Regions from separate parts of the Homo sapiens genome. Here region 1 is linked to region 2. Evidence: chromatin loops called from intact Hi-C (ENCODE). Cell type or tissue: mammary epithelial cell. All regions are shown on one strand. Links, peaks and the distances in the headings refer to the core of each region. The heading gives the core; the rest is flanking DNA. Region 1 overlaps ARHGAP26 (Rho GTPase activating protein 26). Region 2 overlaps ARHGAP26 (Rho GTPase activating protein 26).

The links. Hi-C counts contacts between places; a loop is a spot of excess contacts. Peaks named below come from ENCODE experiments on the same cell type or tissue, not always from the same donor. Only the 100,000 strongest peaks of a DNase experiment are listed, where the experiment ranks them.
Region 1: a loop joins it to region 2, with 2.1 times the contacts of the local background. A loop is called at or near these places in 1 of 110 quality-filtered maps.

What each region holds. Positions count from the first base shown.
Region 1 is chr5:143,084,814-143,090,191 of GRCh38, reverse strand. All of the region lies in intron 17 of ARHGAP26 (Rho GTPase activating protein 26), which reads right to left. Among named protein-coding and RNA genes, the nearest start is that of ARHGAP26-IT1, 100 kb to the left of the region's middle. RefSeq lists an enhancer at 1-102. In mammary epithelial cell, for the core only: no CTCF peak of the experiment used is centred there; a DNase peak (open chromatin) is centred at 2,901; H3K27ac peaks cover 1,390 bases.
Region 2 is chr5:143,006,639-143,012,016 of GRCh38, reverse strand. The region is part of intron 11 of ARHGAP26 (Rho GTPase activating protein 26); the gene reads right to left. Among named protein-coding and RNA genes, the nearest start is that of ARHGAP26-AS1, 140 kb to the right of the region's middle. RefSeq lists an enhancer at 2,063-3,262. In mammary epithelial cell, for the core only: no CTCF peak of the experiment used is centred there; DNase peaks (open chromatin) are centred at 1,426 and 2,716; H3K27ac peaks cover 2,762 bases.

The DNA of each region.
Region 1 (5,378 bases), core at 212-5,211, 78 kb before region 2:
TCTCTCTCTGCTATATCCCGAAGTCCGGCACCCTGCGGGTCAGCCCCCAAGGGCCATCCAGCTTCCGTCTCCCAACACTAAGTTCACGACAGGGAGGAAACTTAGTGTTCCTTGGAGACCTGAAAGGATGCAGTGAGCTTAAGAATTTTCAAGAGCTCATCAATCAGTCAGCCCTTGTTCATCCCCAAACGGATGTGTGGTGGTATTGTGGTGGACCTTTACTGGACACTCTGCCGAATAACTGGAGTGGCACTTATGCTTTAGTCCAATTGGCTATCCCTTTCACCCTGGCATTTCATCAACCAGAAAAAGAAAAAAATAAGACATCGTGAAGCGAGAGAAGGCCCTTATGGGTCTTTCAACTCTTACGTCTATTTAGACACAATTAGAGTCCCATGGGGAATACCAGAACAATTTCAAGCCCGAAATAAAATAGCTGCAGAATTTGAGTCAATATTTTGGTGAGTGAAAATTAATAAAAATGTAGATTGGATAAACTAGATCTATTACAACCAACAGTGATTTACTAACTACACTAGAGATGTTGTTAAAGGAATAGCTAAGCAATTAGGGGCCACTAGCCAGATGGCTTGGGAAAACAGGATAGCCTTAGACATGATAGTAGCAAAAAGAGGAAGAGTTTGTATCGTGATTAAAACTCAGTGTTGTACCTTCATCCCAAAACACCACCACCCCTGATGGAAGTATAACAAAGGCATTACAAGGTCTGACTGCTCTGTCCAATGAGTTAGCCAACAACTCAGGGGTAAATGACCCCTTTACAGCATGAATAGAAAGTAGTTCGGTAAATGGAAAAGAATAATAGCCTCAATTCTTACTTCCCTCGCAGCCATAATGGGTGTACTTATTCTTGTCGGGTGCTGTGTCACACTATGCATCCGTGGGTTGGTGCAGAGGCTCATAAAAATGGCACTTACTAAAACCTCCCTTAACTATCCTCCACCTTATCCAGAGAAGCTTCTTCTTTTGGAAAATCCAGCAAAACAACTAAGCCAAGACACGTTAAAAAGTTTAAAAAGAAAGCTGTAAGGAAATGCAAGAGGAGGGATTGTTAGATATAAGTTTTAAATTTATTTTCAAAGAATCAGTACGTCAGTATGTTCAATTATTTGCCTTCTACTTTTAAACTTAACTTCCTCGTAAAGCAACCTTTTTCAATTACCTGCTCCACCCTGACTCATTCCGATTACCTACTCCACCCTAACTCATTCCAATTACCTGCTCCACCCTGACTCATTCCCATTACCTGCTACCCCCTGACTCATTCCGATTATCTGCTCTGTCATAACCATTTTTCCCGCCAAACCACTCACCCCGTCACTCTCTTTAAATTAGCCAATCGGAATTTGTTTAGCTTGTACAGTCTAACCCTAGCCAATAGGGGAACGACACAGCGGCAGGGATCACATATGTCAGGGATAAAAACCCCTTCCCCTCCCTTGCCAAAGTGTGCGCTCACCGCTGCTCCATCTGTAAGGTCGCAGCCTTCTATAGAAGTAACTTGCCTTGCTGAGAATTATAAAGAAAATTTTATATTCGAGTGCTATTCCTTTTGCGGCACCGAAACTTTATTTACAGCATTATCATGAGTTTTTTTCAGTCTCAGATTATCTTGGGTTCTTTCTGCTTCACATGAAATTTAAATGTTATAGGAGGTCCTTACCTTGAAAATAATAAAGACATAACCACTTTTTTTTTTTAACAATTTGGTCCAAACCCCTGAGTTTTATGATCATCATGGCATCTCAGAACAATATATTTAACCATTCTGTCAACAGCCAATACAACCATCATCTACTCACCTGTATATCCTAGTACATATATAGTACAACCGTATATGTCCCACTATAACAAGTTCTGAAAACAAAAGCGTGAGCAAAGATCACAGGTGGTCACTGCACACATAGGGCTTACAGTTTAGTGTAAATGATGAACATTAATCAGAAAATGGCACAAGTAAAAGGAAATATGCAATTGTGAAGAATGCCCTATGAAGGACAGATATATAATCTCAGAAGCACATAAAATGGGGAACTTTTGACTTAACTGAAGACTAGGGAAGGATTCCGTGAGGAACAGTAGCACCAGCTTTATGTGAGACCTTTTAGAAGTGCCACATCCCAGGACCCTTCCAGCCCTAATGAAGAACCTGCATTTTAACAAGCTTCCCAGGTGATTCATGTTTGAGAAGGACTCACTCTTCTAAAGAATGGGCCAGGATAGGCCAGGCGTGGTGGCTCATGCCTGTAATCCCAGCACTTTGGGAGGCCGAGGCGGGTGTATCACCTGAGGTCAGGAGTTCGAGACCAGCCTGACCAACATGGAGAAACCCCGTCTCTACTAAAAATACAAAATTAGCCAGGCGTGGTGGCACATGCCTGTAATCCCAGCTACTCGGGAGGCTGAGGCAGAAGAATCACTTGAACCTGGGAGGCGGAGGTTGTGGACGGTGAGCCGAGATCGCACCATTGCACTCCAGCCTGGGCAACAAGAGCAAAACTCCGTCTCAAAAAAAAAAAAAAAAAAAAAAAAAAGAATGGGCCAGGGTTAATTAGATGAGGAGGAGTATTCTGGCATAGGTAACAGACAAAAGCCCTAGGGTCAGAGGAGGAGAGCATGTCTGAAGAACTCGAAGGCTACTATGGCTGCAATGGAGAGGGTATGGGGAGCACAGTGCCAGATGTTAGGGGCTGGCATATACTAAATTTGGCCATGAGTAAACAAAAGGGTTAGGAGGGACTGCAGTCTCCTGAACTCTATTAGGCATGCCTGTCTGGCACTAAACTGCTTTCCAAACAAACACAACAGTTAGATACTCATCCTTTTATAGTTGCTGAAGGGCAAATTCCTTTAATTCCAATGAAAGAACCAAGTTCTTATAGCACAAGTGGCAACAGCTCTGGCTTCCCACAGTGTGAGAAAACAGGGGAGGCTTACAACACCTTAATTTGAATGCATGTAAGGAATCATATTTAATGTCTTGATGCCTCAGCAGGTCCTCATTAGCAGAGAAGTCTGGACTCTAAAGAGGTAGTGACTACACTCTGAATTCTGCACAAATCTTAAGGCATAGTATATTTGAGGCCCCTGATAACACACATGAGTCACAATGCCAAGGACCCTGGCAAACACTTTAGTGCTTGGGAATCTTTTTGGAACATGATCTAGCAAGCTCGTAAAACTCAGCAGACTGAATTGCGGGAGCTGCACCAAATGGGCGATATCAATAAATATTTGAGACAGTGGAGGTAGGGGGTAGGCGGGGAGGATCCAAAACTTTAATGTGGCTGCAGACATTCATGGATATCTGAGTGCTGGAAGAACCAGTCATGTCCAGTGGCCCCCCTCCATATCAACTAAAGTTAGTTCTGTAGTAATAAGACCCCTGAGCGAGAGGGAAGACTCAAGATGTGGACTTAGGCTGGACAAGAAAATTTATAGCCAAAGCATCTCACCAGCAGCCTTAAGTGCTAAGAAAGACAGAAAACATCTTGACTAATACAAGGCAGACTGGCTCAATCTCCAGCTAATAAACCCTAGAGCAGTGAGCATTTCACTCTTCAGACTAGAATGTCCAAGGTGAAAGGAACCCAGGATTAGAATTTATGGCTCCTTGAAGTCATTTCTTACTTTCTCATCTATTCAGGGACCCAAACAAGTATGCTGGCAAAACTTGCTTACATGATACACTAAAAATAAAGATGGAGTCCCAAGTTTATTTCCCAATTTATGGCTCGTTGAAGCAACTTCTTACTTTCTCATCTCTTCAGGAACCCAACCAAGTGTGCTGGCAAAAGTTGCTTGTATAAGACTCTAAAAATAAAGATGGAGGCCCAAGTTTATTTCCCCCACAGTCAAAATTCTAGAAAAATGATCAACAATGGGTTTGTGTCATTTTAGTAATGCCAGAGGGGACTGGAAGTTTTCTAGTTCCTTGAATGGCTATATGCAACTTAATATAGCCATCTGGAATAATTCTTTTTCCAGATACTCTGGAGAGAAAAACATTCTTCCAACATTTTTCTTATCATCATATCTGATGACAAGATCTGATCAACTCCTGTTCTTTTACAGGTGATAGAAGCCACCATTAGCAGATACCATAAGGAACCCTGAAAGGCCAGCTCTGACAGTCAAAGACTAGGATAAAAACAAGGGTTTTGCCTTGTTTCTTTGTGAAAAAAATTATTAATGGGAAATCTATCAGCCTTAGGAAGTCAAACCTTTCCTTGCATAATAGGGAAAATGTAGCTAAAACTATTTAAATATTATAAGAAACCATTTTTTAAAAAGTAAGACAATCTGAGCAACCAAGATGGTTTCCAATGAGTTTGAAATTCAGGACATTCTTTCGGTTAAGGAGGTTTGTTTCCTTCCTCGTACCCACAGCCACTTCAGGGCTGGGAATCCTCAGCTAACTTTTGGCACTCACTCAAATCCAACCAGATGGATAAACACTTGGTTTAACTGAACCAATGCTGTGGAGCGCTCTGCATCTGCTGCCGCTATCCTCAAAGTCTGGGACAGGGACAGCATGAATAGAGTCAGCTCTGACTTTCAGTGTTGCCTGCCTAGTTATAAAACTCAGACTAATTATCTGGCTTAAAAATTCATCATCATATGCAGTTACATTATTGCCTCTGTCGCGTTCTCCTAAGCTAATCTGTACCTTGACCTTTTCCTCTCTGTACTCCTGTGACACTGCTTGCCTTCACACATGCCATTAACTGGAACTCTCTTCCCTCTTGTCCCCCTCTTTTTTCTCAACTAATTTCTCAATTTCTTTACATTACCCACCTCCCCTATCCCCAAATTAGAGACCCTATGCTCTGCCTCTGTTTTTCATCACATATGTATATGAGACTAACTGGTGAATGTCTCCCCTACTATCTGCCACCAGAGGATGTTCTATGAAGCACCTACTGCAGGCCAGGCCGAGTGGGACAAATGATGTGATAGACACTGGGGCCTATCATCAAGAAGCTTGTCCTCTAACAGAGAGGAAGAAAAACAAGCGAATCAAGAGTTTCCGGGGCCGGGACCACAATTCGCACAACGCATGGGGTGAGGGAGAGGAAACTCTACCCGTGCAGAAAGCGTTTCTTTTTTTTTTTTTTTTTTTTTTTGAGATGGAGTCTTGCTCTGTTGCCCAGGCTGGAGTGCAGTGGCGCGATCTCGGCTCACTGTAACCTCCGTCTCCCTGGTTCAAGCAATTTTCCTGCCTCAGCATCCTGAGTAGCTGGGATTACAGGCACGCGCCACCACGCCCAGCTAATTTTTGTATTTTTAGTAGAGACGGAGTTTCACCACGTTGGCCAGGATGGTCTCCATCTCCTGACCACGTGATCTTTCCACCT
Region 2 (5,378 bases), core at 60-5,059:
CATCTATAAAATGTGGGCGATGATAGGTTTTTCTGACTAACTCAGCCAGAGCTGATGTGAACATCAAATGAGACTGTGCCAAAGAAATATACTGAAACAGCACAACACAATGCAAGCGCTTTGGACTCTACTACTGAGAAAAGAAATGCTTAACATTCATGGAATTTGAGGGGAGGGCAAAAGTCACCACGAAGTCTAGGTGGAGGCTGACATAGAGGTTGTGTAATTTCTACTTAAAAGAGGAAACACAGTGGCCCACTCTCCCTCAGCAGCATCTTTATCATCTATATAAATGAACTTGAGCTAGATCATGGTTTCCAAATTGAGCCACACAGCACCTGCACAAACAAAGGGGTTGGAGAGAAGCTAAGACCAAATGACCCCTCCCTTGGCTTTTATCCATTTTACTCATGTGGCTATTGAGGAAGGGCATAGCGGCTTTGAAAAGTTTGAAGACCTCCTAAATAATAATTTCCCATGTTGCTTGCAATTCGTTTACTTATCCATGTATTTAACAAATATTTACTGTGTGCTTATAATGGTCAGGCAACGTTCCAGGTGCTGGGGATACAGATGAACTAGACATCTGTAATCTCTGCTCTCATAAAACTTTCCAATTACTGAAGAAAACAGAAATAAACAGATGCACATTTATGATTACTTCAAATATTGATAAGTACATTGGAGAAAGTAAAAAAAAAAAAAAAAAAAAAGCGGGGGTTTATTGTGGACTTTAGGCGAGGAAATGCCTCTCGGAAGAGATGACGTTTGCGCCAGGCCTGAATGATGAGGGGTACCTCCTTGGGAAGACGTGGGGGCTAGTGCCAACAGAAAGTACAGGTCCTTGGAAGGTGAAAAGTCATTGCATTTGAAGGAAGAAGGCCAGTGTGATTAGCAATCAGTGCAATGCAGAGAGGGGTAGGAGATAAGGATAGGGCAGAGGGGCAGCAATCCGATCCTGCAGAGCCTTGTGACCTGTGAGTGAAATGGGTCACAGTGTAATAGCTAAGACCAGCAATCCATGCTGACCGGCATTCACTAACCTTGGAAAGTTGGGCAAGGGAAGTGCAGAAGAGAAGACCACACTTTGGCAAGTATTTTTCTTCAGCCATCCTTGATCCCTGCATTTCTCCTAGTAAATTCAAACATTCTATCCAAGGGAACCTTGCTTCTATTTATAGCTGGCAAAATCCAGAAGGAATAGTAAAATGCAGGACTTCCAGCCCTCCTTCATTAGGAGATGAATTTGTGCCAAATTACTCTCTTTCAAGGTTTCCTGGGTCTCGGGAGACCCCTTCCTGGAACACCCAAGCATTCCCTGAATTGGAGAAGGATAATCAATGAGTCAAAGGCACCAGAAACATGTACTCACCTGCTCCTCTGAGGCCAGGCTGTTAATCTCTGTCTGGTTTGGGTTAATGAGCCAAAGAGAATGAGTTTTGAAATGAAGCTAACAAATCCTGCTTACCAGGACTTTGTGACTACAGGGCCCAACAAAGAAGGCCCAGGGTGGGGAAGCAACCAGATGGTGGCTCAGTCACAGCACTAAGCAGGAATGGTTTTGTTTACCTAGCACTTACCAAGCACCACACATGGCAACATCTAATCCTTGCAACCACCATATGGATGAGGTCTAGTATTATTCACATTTTAGAGATATGGAACCTGAGACCCAGAGTGGTTACACAGTTTGTCTAAGGACACAGAGCTGGTCAGTGGTGTACTATTCTATCTTGCCTCTAAAAGGATGTTCCAATACCCTTTTACCTTTCTAGGCAGTGGCAAATGTATATCACTACCAAGTCACTCCAGTGGTTGGTATTATGGTTCATAAATACCTTCTATACTGACAGAAGCAAAGAGCATGCAATTCACCCTTTAGAAATGGTCAGTCTGCTCTGGGCTATCCTTCTTCTACAGATCTCACAGTTGCCCACTAGCATCAGACTGAGGTTCAGAGGCAAGAGCAATGTCCTGAAAGATCACTTTGACCATAGCTTTGTCTTATGATTAGCAATCTCAAATTTATATGCTTTCAGGTAAGCCTCTTGAGAGCATCTACCTTAATACAATAGAACTCAACTCTCCAGGAGCAACCCAAGCGGACAAGGGGCACTAAATGCCTGATCTGTGGCTCCTCAGAAGACTGAAACAGTTAATGCACCTTCAACAACCCAACTGAAGCTAAGCTCTATCTGAGTACTCTAAAACTTGGGAACATTATCTCCTTTGGGTTTCTATACTTTGATGTAGGTATAGTCTAGTTTCTACTGACCATTGTATATGAAGATTTGTTAAAGATCCGTGCCAACAAGTATCTATTTTCAAGTATATGCTTCTGAAGAAGAGAAATTACATGTGTTTACTTTATCTTATCACGGTCCATCTAAGAATCATTAAAGAATAATTATGACAGATAGAAATTAATAATGATGATGATGACAAAACCCCTGCCATGTGCCAGACATCATGCCAAGCATTCTGTGTGCATTGTCTTATTCGGTTCTCATACCAGCCTAATTATTCCTTTCACAGAGATGAGAAAACTGAGGCATTAGAGAAGTTAGGTCACATGGCCAAGGTCAGACAGCTGGAAATGGGCAGAGTCCAGACAGGAACTCCCACGGTCTGTCTCCAGAGCCCAAGCACTTAACCACTAACCACATGATCAATAAGTCATTGTGATGACGATGATGACAATGACGACGATGATGATGCTGACGATGATAAAGGTGAGATGTTGTGGGCAGCTGGGCAGGTGAATCACCGGAAGGAAGAACTTGCCCTGAGTCAGAAAGAAAATGAAACTGGGAACAGCCTTCTGATTCTAGCCTGGAGTATTTACCACCAACCCATGCAACCAGCTGGCATCTAGTATAGAAGTAACACTTCATATTCTCTCTGAACCACAGGGTTCGATCCTGACGATAAACACCAGGGGGGGAGAGTAGCTCTTTGATACAAATCACAGGGCACTGCAATTCTGAGTCCTTACCCAGAAGCTGCAATGAAAGTACAATTTAATAAATCAAAGGAGGGCGAGGAAAGCCTTCATATGCTTCCTCTGCACCAAGATGTGATTTTGCAATAAATTCTGTTCACTGCTGAGCCAGTTCAGTTTACATGTCCCTACAGAATTAACAGAGAATACACAGAGTCATCTGGATTCCCAGAATTTTTCTATGAGTACCTTTATTACCATTATCCAAGCCATACTGAGAAAACAGAGAGGCTTGTTTTTCAAATGTAGATATTAAAGACATAAGTAAAGCAAAAATTTGACAAAACAATCTAACTTTTCCCTTTCACACACAGCTGCATTAGAGCTTAGCCATACCACACTTTGGATCAAAATCTGGACAAAATAAAGATGCTGGGGAAATAGGTTCATAAGGAAATTTGTTTAAAACTGATGCTCCTCTCTAAACTGCACCATCTTTACCCAAATGCACATCCAAACTCTATGATCCCCTGAGGTTTTCTCCAAGTCTCCTCCCACCTGGCTGTTCCCCTGATGTACCAATGTGGAGACACACTGAATAAGGCAATGTGTCAACATCTTAAAACAACAGGCTGGTTCTACACCATCGAATATCATCTCATCTCCTCTGCATGACAAAGTGGGTCCACCATCACTAGAATCAAAACAGCTTGCTCTTTTGAATTGTGTCTGTCAGTGGCGACAGATTTGTAGTAATCTACTGCTTAGGTTCAAAGTCCAACTTTACTGTTTATTGGCTAACATGCACATCAGTTATCATCCCTAGACCTCAGTCTTGCCATCTGAAAAAGGGGGATAGTAACACTCTCCACCACTTAGGATTGTTGTAATAATTAAATGGAATCATAGATATACAATATTCAACACAGCACTGAATGTAAATTCTATGGCCTATTGAACATTCTATAAGGATTAACTTTCATCTTCATCACTGTCATTTTCCTCCTTCCTTCTCTTCCCACTTTGTGTTTAAAAAAACAAAACAAAAAGCCTCTTCTGGTGATGGAAATGTATCCCCTATGGGATAAATGGCTAAGGATGGGAAATGTCATTTGAGGGACCCTGTGGCATTGGTCTTGTTGGCAATGTAATATAACCAACTGAAACTAATTAAGAGATGAAGGGAAAGGAAAGGAGACAATCTAAGGTCAACGTTTAAATCAATGGTTCTTAATCTTTTTTAAAACAGCAATCAAACATAAAAATAGCCACCTGCCACCAACCACTTTTTCACTATCAATTATGTGCCAAACACCATACTAAGCGTTTAAACGAATGATTTTATTTCATCCTCAAGCCTATGGGGTACTACACCTGCCTCTATTTCATAGCATCATATGGGTTAATTAACTTTCCAAAGGTTACATACTAGCAAATTACAGAGCCAGGATTCGATTTAGGCAGAGCACAGTAGAGTCTGTACTCAGCCACAACTTCATACAACTTCTCCACCCAGTCCTGCTTTCCAGAGGAAAAACAGCCTGCCAATTAACAAAGAACTCAAAAGAGGCTAAGCAGTAATTAAAATGGCAACAATGCAACCATTATGTAATAACAAAATTTCCACCCAATTTAAGCATAACAGGAATTCTACAAACTTCCAATTAATACAAGTGTGGCAGTAATTAAAAACCACAACCAGCTTGAGACATTTTAGGATGCCCAAAAAACAACCCTCCTAAAACCTATCAGCACATACAGAGAGAACTGGCCAGGGTTGCCAAAGACTCTGTGGCAGATTTCTCAGTTGAACACATTAGAATGCTCGGCAAACACTAATACAGGCTAAATTTAGGAACTTTTTTTTTTTTTTTTTTTTTTCGGAGACAGAGTCTTGCTGTCAACCAGGCTGGAGTGCAGTGGTGCGATCTCGGCTCACTGCAACTTCTGCCTCCTGGGTTCAAGCGATTCACCTGTCTCCTGAGCAGCTGGGACTACAGGCCACACCTGGCTAATTTTTTGTATTTTAGTAGAGATGGGGTTTCACCGAACTCCTGAGCTCAGGCAATCCACCCGCCTCGGCCTCCCAAAGTGCTAGGATTACAGGCATGAGCCACTGTGCCCAGGCTTAGGAACTTTTAATAACACCCCTGAGAAGTTACTGTAAGACACCCTTAGTCTGTGGAATGCCACCCATGAATGGACATGATTTTTCTAGATCAGGACTTCTCTTTTCACCCATGGGCCACAGGCCACACTTGGAAAAGCTTTTGGGAAGGAATTGTTTGAATCTGAAGCATGAATAGCCTGGAGTAAATAAGGATGTGTCTCAACTCAAGGGGTCAGAGCCAGGGAGCCAGCTATTGGTTCTTCCTCCTCCTCCCATCAGAAATGTGACTCTCATCACCATGGTCTGAGTGGTGAAATGTGCTCAGTG